Linked DNA regions of Homo sapiens: region 1 is linked to region 2. A link is a contact called in ENCODE Hi-C or POLR2A ChIA-PET data. All regions are on one chromosome and are shown on one strand. Each heading gives the region's core, a stretch centred on a gene start or an enhancer-like site at or near the end of the contact. The rest is flanking DNA. Distances are from core to core; before and after follow the strand shown. Region 1 has its middle 43 kb from the start of PRRX1. Region 2 has its middle 54 kb from the start of GORAB-AS1.

Evidence for each region. Hi-C counts contacts between places; a loop is a spot of excess contacts on that map. ChIA-PET counts read pairs that join two places held with the same protein, here RNA polymerase II (POLR2A). Pooled maps may share reads with other maps.
Region 1: a pooled map shows a loop between it and region 2 (2.1-fold over the local background). The contact joins two enhancer-like sites. A Hi-C loop is called at or near these places in 2 of 50 pooled maps. POLR2A ChIA-PET finds 5 or more read pairs at or near these places in 3 of 52 experiments (CD4-positive, alpha-beta T cell, GM12878 and HEK293T).

The regions. Positions count from the first base shown.
Region 1 is chr1:170,617,982-170,623,296 of GRCh38, reverse strand. No RefSeq gene overlaps it. Among named protein-coding and RNA genes, the nearest start is that of PRRX1, 43 kb to the left of the region's middle. RefSeq lists an enhancer at 3,197-4,396. Within about 2 kb of position 3,541, at least 4 of the 41 ENCODE cell types and tissues checked have a DNase peak (open chromatin) inside an H3K27ac peak, as active enhancers do.
Region 2 is chr1:170,583,698-170,588,892 of GRCh38, reverse strand. No RefSeq gene overlaps it. Among named protein-coding and RNA genes, the nearest start is that of GORAB-AS1, 54 kb to the right of the region's middle. Within about 2 kb of position 2,242, at least 8 of the 41 ENCODE cell types and tissues checked have a DNase peak (open chromatin) inside an H3K27ac peak, as active enhancers do.

The sequences.
Region 1 (5,315 bases), core at 2,292-4,791, 33 kb before region 2:
AAAATCCTGTGGCACCACAAACTCACCCAAATCAAGAATGAGTACACAAATCGGACCTCTTTATGGGAGAAATGACAAATAATTTACAGTCATGTTTTAAAACTGCCATACTTATCAAAGGTGCTCTGATAACGAAATTACAACAAAAATAATTAATGAAGATTGACTAGCTACATATTATGATGTGAGAACGGTATAGAACCTTAGTTAGAAAGACTTGTGCTGGGTTTCCAAAAATAAGAAATCATGCAAAGAACATTATCTGGATTCATTTTTGCATTCAAAAATTATTGAAAATACTGTGGTGAAAAGACAAAGTTCTTGCTCTCATAAAGTTTACATTCTTGTAGGAGGATGGAATGGAGGGAAACAGATAATAAAGAAGTCATAAAATACATTAATAAGATGATCTATGATAGAAATATATGTCTGAAGAAAACAAATTCATTTATTAAAGATTTAGCATTTAAGAGAAATTTCAATGCTAGACCAAAGGATCTAGCTTATCACAATCATGAAAGCATGGGATATAAATTATATAAGATCCAGAGAATCTACACAAGAAGGAAAAAGATGAGATGACAAAGGTTGAGTGCTGAACAACATTTTCAGGAAGCACAGAATATAAAAACTTGGATATGCAAGTTCAAATGTCATACAAAAGATTGGATTTGAGGCCAAAGAAAAACAGAGCCAAGGGCTAGAAGCAAGGTATAACTGAAGTTGAACAAGAATGAGGTTGATAGAAAAGCACAGTGAAGTTGCTGTAATATTTCCTTTTTGGCATCAACTATGTATAGTGGATGAGGCTGATTTAAGGAATTGAGGTGAGATGTGCCATTATATACAGCAGTCTATAAATCATTAAAGAGACATAGTAGAGAGAAGTTATTTGCAAGGCATATAATTGTCAAAGAAATGACATTTAGAATATATTATAAACTGCTAGAAATTAATTTCACAAAGTCAAACAATCCAGTGGGAAAAATGGGCAAAAGATATGAAAAGAGAAATCACAGTAAAGGAAATCAATCTCCCTATAATCAAGGAAATGCAAAATAAAAAGTACAACAATGAAAAGTAATAATAGTGAACTATCATTAAATGGCATCCCACACATATACATATGTAGACTAGTTTTAGTGGTTACAATAATTAGAAGATATATATATATGTATATACTATCTTGGATAAATGTTAATAACTATGGTAGGGTAAAATCATACAAAAATGTAAAACAACATAATATTATCTAAGTAAAATTTTAAAATGTGCAAACGATACTACATAATGATTGCTGATACATCTACAGGTAGTAAGGTATAAAAACAACAACAAAATACACACCAATTTCAGGTACTAACATGGAGAGAAAAAAGGAAATGGAATTGCAGGAGAGGATTGTCTTCTATTGTACCCTTCAAATATTAATATATCTGCTATGTCTTCTTTCTTACAAAGAAGGTCTTTTTTTGTGTGTGTGTCAGATGGAGTTTCACTCTGCCACCTAGGCTGAAGGGCAGTGGTGTGATCTTGGCTCACTGCAACCTCCACACTCCAGGTTCAAGCGATTCTCCTGCTTCAGCCTCCCAAGTAGCTGGGATTACAGGCGCCTGCCACCAGGCCCCGCTAATTTTTGTGTTTTTAGTGGAGATGGGGTTTCACCATGTTGGCCAGGCTGGTCTCAAACTCCTGACATCAAGTGATCCGCCTGCCTTGGCCTCCCAAAGTGCTGGGATTACAGGTGTGAGCCACCGCGCCCAGCAACAAAAAATTAGATCTAAAGCGAATATGATAAGATACTAAACCATGTAAAATATGGCTGGTGATAGTGTACTATTTTCTGTTGTTTGAAATATTTTACAATCACCTCTTTTTTAAATATTAGAAACATAAAGCATATGGGTTATTAATATGTAATTCTTTTTTGTGAGACAACTGGGAAAAGCCACTTGTCAGATCTGGCCAAGGAAGATGTGTCTGTCCTTATCCAGTTTGGGTCATATTCTCCTCCAGTAAGACCTTTCCTGTATCAAATAAAAGTCTTGTCCTATACCTTGTTATTTAAATTTTTACTTCTATATGTCAGAATTTTAATACTGATTACAGAAAATTCTTGGTTTCTCCATTTTAAATATTCCAAAGTTCATACAGTAAATTCAGAGTTTTTTTTTTCATTTTTAATCAATTATATTTATAAGGAGATTTGCTTACTGGGAAACATGTATTTTCTGAAAAAATACTAACTATGAATCTCTTTGTTTCTCTCTTCTGAGTTTTCAATCTTATTCTTGTTGATGTTATGGTGGGAGATAGGGGATTTTTATTCTTGAACTTTTTGGTGGGAAAAGAATAACTATAAGGATCTGCAAATGACTCATTCATTGTGTAGAAATTATAGACTTCATGATATTTCATTTCTAAAATTATTTAAGCATCTAATTCCTACTGCAAAGCAGCATCCTAGGATATGTGTTGGCTGATTATATAGCCACGTGGACCATACAAGAACACAGAGAACCCCTGGAGAGTCTCATGAAGGAGGTACCATCCTTACCTGAATTAATATAACACTTTTGCACAGGGTAAATTGTTGCCAAAGAGTAGATTTTGTAACCATTTAAATGCCAAATCAAATATTCTATTATTAAAGGGCAGTTTATCCTTTCTCTGTCTTACTCCTAATACCCATAATAGTAACAGTAATTTGGAAATTTCTCCAGTGGGATTTTGCTCAAGTTAATACTACTAAAGTTTAATTTCTTTTTCTTTTTGGTGATACCTATACCAAGCACTCATGCTTCAGAAAAAGCTCTAAGCTTTGGCTGCAGCAACTTGAGCCTTGCTTTCTGCCATGCACACTGGAATGCACAACTCACAATAGTTTCCAGATATATCAGTTCCCTTCCTGTCTAGGACATTGTATTGCCACATGACCTTTGCCAAGTCACTTCTTTCTGCTCTGCCATAACATAAGGTTGTAATTATGATGATCTCCCTCTTAGAAATGTGATGAGAAGCTATTCATAACAAAGACTGTAAAAATTGCAAACATGATGAGAGAGGCAGATATTAAATGTAGGAAAATGTTCTAAATTGAATATTTACTTCCTGCCTGACTCCACCTGTCCTTAAAATTTATCCATAAAGACAACAGTAGCAAGAGTGCCTGATTAAGCCCTTCTGTTAATACTATCCACTTAAAATATATTTTTCTGATCCCAAATATGGCCTGGATTTTCAGGCAGATGATATTTATGTGTGTAAGTTATATTTTCATTGTTCTTTCATCAGGCACATGGTCTTTCTTTTTTCTTTCCCAAGAAAACTGAGATCACTTCGATGGTTTTAAATTGGCAATGTGATCTTGTTCAATGCCAGACACATGACATGTTCTAGTAGCCCTCTGGACCTGGGTCTGGGATCATATTCCCCTCTATCCCCAATACATGTTCCAAACACTTGTGAGCATGCTGGAGGCAGAAGGCTTAAAGAGGTGAGATCAGGCCAGGCTGGCATCCACTCTGTAGGATTCAGGGACAGACTCAAACTTCAAAGTGGTGCAGGAGTGACTGGCAAGGCACCAGAGTATTCACGGTAGGTGTAAGGACAACAGGAGAAAAATAAGCCGTCTTAGTACATTTTTTCAAGTTTCTGTTTGTCTTCCATCTGCAGGCTCTTTAAGCTGCCTTCATATTTGGATGTGGAGGTTGAAGTATTGCTGACCAATGCCAGAGTCACAGGAATATCCTGCTGTGCTTTTGATCTTCCCATATGACTGAATTTCCTGAATCATCATGTTACTGTGTGTGCACATATGTGCACATGTGAATCTTCTGGCACATCTCCCAGAAGCGCTAGTTCTGGGACAAAGGATCCATTGGTGCTTTCAGGATGTAATATTGATCACTTTGGCTTTCCTTGGCTCAGAGCCAGACACTTCGTCTCTCACTGCACAAGATGGCTGCCAGCTCCATAAGCTTGTCTCATTGTGACGGCCCTCGGCAGGACTTCCTGAGAGCAGACTAATTTCTGAGAGGCTTTGAAAAATGTTGTTTTAAAGTGGAACTTTGTGTTTTACCAACTATGGACAGTGCTTGGAATCTTGTTATTGACTTTTAAGATCTGTGGTACATCCTATGTTTAATTATGTAATACTCTCCAATACTCAGTTAAGCAGGAACGTCAATGACACAGAAAAACTCACTAGGTTTTTTAATCCCATGGTTTTGCACACTTTTTTATCTAGTATCAGTCTTAGTCAACTCCATAATTTGGACTTCAGACTTAATGATAGTTCAAAAGTCAAATTCGCAAGTATGAAAGGACGAAATCTCCTAAGTTTTCAAAGTGTTTCTTTCATGTATAGTACCACTAAAATTGTAAAAGCAAAGGATTTAGAAAAAACCTTGATGCCAATGCTTTAACATTAAAATAACATTTAAATTAAAACATTTAAAATAAAATGTTTAAAACTACGATTATCTTCAGGTAGATATCTTTCAAATCAAGAACATGACTGCAAATTTGACCCATTGCAAGTTTCCAGACTACTCAAGAAAAAAACAACACCAGAATCTCCTTTTCTCTTCTTTTTCCAAGTACTGTGTCTAGGACTTGACCTAAGCAGAAAGTGAAAAAGACAGAGTGTTCTTTCATTTCCTTTCCAGATTTCCATTCTGCTTTCAGCCACATCATCTTCACACACCAAAAATGTGTTGACTGCCTTTCTTCTTAGAAAGAAAGATTAGTCACTAAGCACTTGAGTGTGAATTTATCTCATATATGATTCTTTCCTGTCTCCCAGAGAAATAATTTTATTTTTAAAAAAAGGACATAGGAAGGAACACTTGCGGTGGACTTTAAGAGATCACTGCATCTATGAGAAGGAATGGCTGAGAACAGAGTATTTGGTCATGTCATAATTTTTATTCCATTAGTGAGACCCTGTCCTTTGCTACTGAGGTGTGTTAGCCTTTGTTAGGAGATGAATTTGCTGTTTTCATTAGCCTCTATTTTATTTGACTCCTGAGAAATGTCCAGAGCAGGTCTCTAACCTAGGCCAAAACGAAATATAATCTGAATTCCCAACATTCCGTGTGTAATGGAAAGAGCACATGCTTTGGAATCAGGAAGACTTGGGTGAGTCTCCTTGTTCAGTCATTTACCATCTGTGTGATCCTGGAGAAGGTATTTAACCTCTTCAAATCTTAAGTTGCTAGTGTACAGAATAAGAATAATGCTACTTAGCTCACGGGGTTGTTGTGAGGCTAAGTGAGATCATAGGTATGAAAGTCTTAACACAGTATGTGACA
Region 2 (5,195 bases), core at 993-3,492:
TATAATTTACTTCTCTTGGACCAGCTATTGTATACATGTATAACTTTTTTCTTCTTTTGGTGGAGAGAACATACATTTATCTAGTCATCGACTATAATTTCACAATGACAAATATCAGAATGAAAACTGAAACATCTAGCCAGCTATCTGGATTGTTTCCCTTTACAATGCCAAAAGCAAGGTGTTTGAAAATCATCGAGGCACAGGCCTCATGTTTTCAGTTTTTAATCCAGATGTTTGGAATCATGTAGATACAGCCACAAGCTCTGTTCCCTCTCTGCTGAGGGAGCCTGTCATCTGTAGACAAGGAGCATTTCAAAAGTCCTCAGTGGAGCAACTGCAGAAGTGATTGAAATGACATTCTCCAGGCTGCATAACTAAAGACAGGAAAGTTTGGACATTTTTCCTTACAGGTAGCCAAACCAAGTCATTCCAGTTCACATCTCTTTTCTTATATCTTGAGGTAATTTTCTCCCACATCAGTCTTTGCACTTGTGTGTGTTAATTTCTTTATTTTTGGTTCCTGAAACTAACATGCTATTTTTAAAAACTCTATACATAATTCTATAGAATTTTGATTTTGTTCATAAATCCCATGCACATCATCAGCAAATAGCCCTGTGTTTCACATCTCTGAAAATAATTTTCTGATACAGGAAAAGAATCTCTTCATTTTAAGTGTGACCTGAAGATAGAGTGAGCTTCCTGCTGCACGGGTAAGTTTTTCAAAAATACAGACTGTCCATGAACTTGAGCAGGTCTAGACAGGAAGAAATAGTTCAGTTTCTACTGTCCTATTAGACTACAGGGCTAATTCAAGTTTAACTAACTCTCAATTTGTTAGAGAAATTGACTTTGCCTTATTTTTCTTACATGCTAATTTGAAGCACACTTATGAGTATTTTCTGGTGTTAGTCATTCTGAAGTCTAATCACACATTAGTGAAAATAATAACACCACCTTAAATCCATTCAAGTTCCCCAAACAAGAAGGATGAGGACAAAGATGTACCCTGACAGTGTGTTTCACTTTATAGTACAGAATAATATTCATGATGCCCTTTAAAACTTACTCCATATATATACAAAGGTATAGATGCAAAATTGTTTGCTTAGATTTAGAAAAAGCAAGCATTTTTTTAGGGCTATATGTGGTTACATAGCTAGTGTGACTGTACTTTTCGTTTTTCCACAAGTCAAAACATACTGTGACAAGGCCAGTTAAAAAGAGTTCCAATAAAACATAACATAGTTCAGTAAATAAATGAATATAGAAACTTCTATTCTATGGGTGTCTAAAAACTAATTCTTAAAAAGTAACTCAAAGGATTCTTCTGAGGGAAGTCCTCCACACAACATGGCAGTGTTGAGTAAGTCTGTTCACAAAGAAGGTTTTGGGAAAGCTGCAGACTCTCACAGAGAAGTGGTCAAAGGCGGCATGCATTTCTATTCCCAAACATGTCTCGGTGCCACTCTTTGGAGCCTGGCTCCTTCTACGCTGTATACAGGTTTGATGGAGTCAGACAGCGTGGGCTCCAGAGACTCTATTTGCTCTGATCTTGGTAATTTTTGCAGAGTCACTATAGAGCCCAGAAGAAAGAACACCAAAAGAGAAGTTTTTTAAAAAGAAAAGAAAAGGAAAAGGAAAAAAAGAAGAAAAAAGAACAGGCACTCTCAGCTCCAACGGAAGCTATGCCAAGAAGCAACTAACCAAAAACAGACTGAACAGAGACGAGAAATGAGGAAAGAATAAAATGGTTTGGAGTCAGGCTGACAAATGCACGAGAGAAAAATTCACGTGGTTTCAGAGAAGTACTTGGCAACTATCTCAGAGATTCGTGTGTGTGTGTGTGTGTGTGTGTGTGTGTGTGTAGTTTTTTATTTTTTTTCTGGAAGAATATTTTGCAAATTCTTCTTACTGAAAAAGATGAGTTATTTTCCTTCTTTTAAATCATGAAGAAATCATCCCTATTCCCCCACTTCCCCCCTCCACCCCCGCAAAGTCTGCCTCCTCTAACAACGCAGTTTTCAGTTTTAAGATGTTTTATTGAGTTGAAACACTACATCATTTCCTATGGTCTCTAACCAAAAAGAATACTAAACCCCAAATGTGTCAGTCTATTGTTGTTCAACTCAGTTCCTAACACCCCCTTATAAGGAGATAGGGACCATTCTGCTTGTTTCATTCAGTCCATTTCAACAAAAGCAGAGCAGTTGTTTCAAAAGAAGGCGGAGCGCACTGCGGGCCAATTTTGATTCTGCATTACTTTGAGTAGTCTAAGCAGCCTCCAGGCTGAGGTCTGCAAGCATTTGGCTTATTAGATCTAATCCACTGATGGCTTGTGTGGTAATGAATGTCTGAAATGCTTGTCTATGATTAGGAATTGTTAATGCTGTCCTCATGGGCTCTGCTGAACTTTCCTGCTAGTAAGCAGGGGCTTAACACACTCAAATCATCCATGGAAGTTAGTGAGCTGGCGACACCCAGAGAGAAAACTTGCCATTGTGATGCTAATTTCCCTCTCACCTTTGACCAGGAGTGAGTAATTATATATAATTTGTAGAAACAGTTCTTCTGGAATGAATAAACACAAGGGAAACAGGGAAGTTTGCTTAAACTCATTGAATACCTTCAGGGTAAGAAATACAAAGGTAGTCTGAACTTAATTATTTCCCTCTGCCCTATCATCAAAGCACTGGCAGATTTTAACTGCTCTGAAAGTTAAGGCAACAGTGTGAACATTCTTATTTAGACCCCTTCCTGCAACTCTACAGAAACTAGATTTGATGAAGCAAAGATGCTCGGAACAGTTGCCAGAGACTTTTGTTTTCTTCTGTGATAGATGTGTTGTAAAGGCATTGATACTGTTTAATCATGACAGTAATGACTATACAAAAGGGTAGCATTCAAGCATCTATTTTCTGTGCTTCTCCCTTGACACTCCACTCCTCCTCCTGCCTCCATGTGTCAACCTTAACCAAGTTGTGTTAGGATAGACACACCTGGAAAGTTGATGGCTCCCACCTCTAGGGTAACTGCCATTCTTCCCCTGAGAACATTTGTGTAGTGTCTGAGTTCTCTGTGCCTTTGAGAGAAGTCTCTTGAAATACGTGTTCTATTTGTGTTCCCATTTCCAGTTTTTTTTTTTTTTTTTTTTTTTTTTTTACATAAGAAGTGAGCTCCTCAAAGGGCTAAAACTCTGAGTGGTGCAGTTAGAAGACAAAGTCAAAGCAGCTGTGATGTGGACAACAGCGATGATCCAGGGGTACAGCACTAATCCCTTTTCCAGGATAGACAGTGATAGCTGAAGGACATGCATCTTAAACACAGTCCACCATAATGTTTGTAGTGTAATATTGACTGAAATACCATTTCTATCAATTTCTACTACTGATTGAAAGTTCTGGATAAGGGAAAGTCAAATCTGGCCCCTCCTATGTATTGGAAATAGCAGGGGCATTAAAGTGAGACAGATTGGGATTCACAAATTAACTACATGATATATTAGCTGTGTGTTCCTTGACTTCCCTGAACTTCAATTTTCTTACCTTTAAAATGAGCACCACATCAAGGAAGTTTTAAGATAAGATACAGAAAGTGCTTGGTAATATTAAAACAAAACAAAACTTGACACTCAATAAAAGCTAATTGTTTCTTCCACCCTAAAAACAAAACAACAATTTTTGCAGTGAACAATTTTGTTGCAAATCATTCTAATGTCCGGTTTTCAGCTGTCTTTGATAATTGGTGGTCTTGCTATGCCATAGCTATTATATTAGATCACGAGAGAGTCGTGTAATTGTAGAAGTTATAGGAGACATGATGAAAAATGTCTTACTCTGAAATTTACCTTTAGTACCAAATATCCATAAACAGGTTTTTGCGCTGTAATAATAATCATCATACCATGATTTTTTTAGCATTGTGGTGTGAGCCATAGATAAATTATTTCATTTATTTCTCATTACAATGTTATGAAGTACTTATTTCTGTTCTACAGATGAGGGAATGAAGATTCAAAATGGTAAAAAAAAAAAAAAAAAAAAAAAATTCCACTACACAAATAATGGAGATGAGATTCAAACCCGGGTCCTCTTGGCTAAATCCCAAGCTCTTAACTGCTGTGTGTATACTGCCTTATGCTACTGAATCACATAGTACAGAATCCATCATAGCAACTCTATAGATCTTCATTTAGACTCTGCTCAAATACTCATTTTTCCATCTGTGAGGTGACTCATGTCACTTTTTGATAACTCTGTTTTTCTATAGGTCTTTACTTTGAATCTGATGATCATCACTGTAAAGCCAGGAAGAACATTTAAACAAGGGGCAAAAATGTGCTATCATAGGTGGTAAAAGAAAAGAAAAAGCTGCTGAATTCTCTACAAGTCTCCTAGCCATTATCTGGCTTGTAGTAATATTGCTCAGGGTCGTTAAGTATTATTTTTCATTTGTTTGAATATTTTCATGGCTGACATTTTAGAACCGCCCTTGCCATATGTGGCTATCAAGAAATTGAAATGTGGCTAGTTCACACTGAGATGTGCGTAAGTGCAAAATAGACCTTGGATTTCAAAGACTTAGCACAAAAAAAAAATGTGAGATACCTCATTAGTTGATTACACATTTAAATGATAATATTTGGATATGAGTTAAATAAACACATGTTAAAATTATCTTCACCTGTTTCTTTTCACTTTTTAAAATGTGGCTACTAGAAATTTTTACATTACATATATAGTTTACATTTGCAACTTGCATTGTATTTCTGTTGAACAGCATTGTTCTGGAACCTCAAAAGTGGAATGTACCAGATGTTTGAAATCTATCAAATCCACACCTTGCTCCAGATAGTCTCAGAGAACAATAAAAGCAAATGCTTATTCAGCTTCCATCCTATCCTGCTTTAACGCTTTGACTACAAGGTCCTTAGAACGCATGGAGAGATATTTATCCTTTGGCCAGAGGCTAGTGCTAAAATGAATATCCCTTAATCATCCTAATTTAAGGTTCATAAGAATTATTTCTTTTATACCAGAAATATTGCTTTGTGTTATAGGCAAATGCATGGCCTTATTCCTTAAAAACCATGGAGTCAGCTTTGGAAAAATTTGGGCATTTGCCCCCACTTTTTCTGGGTGTGGGTGGGTGTGGAGGAGTGATGTGGAGCAGAGGACAGATAGATAGCTATA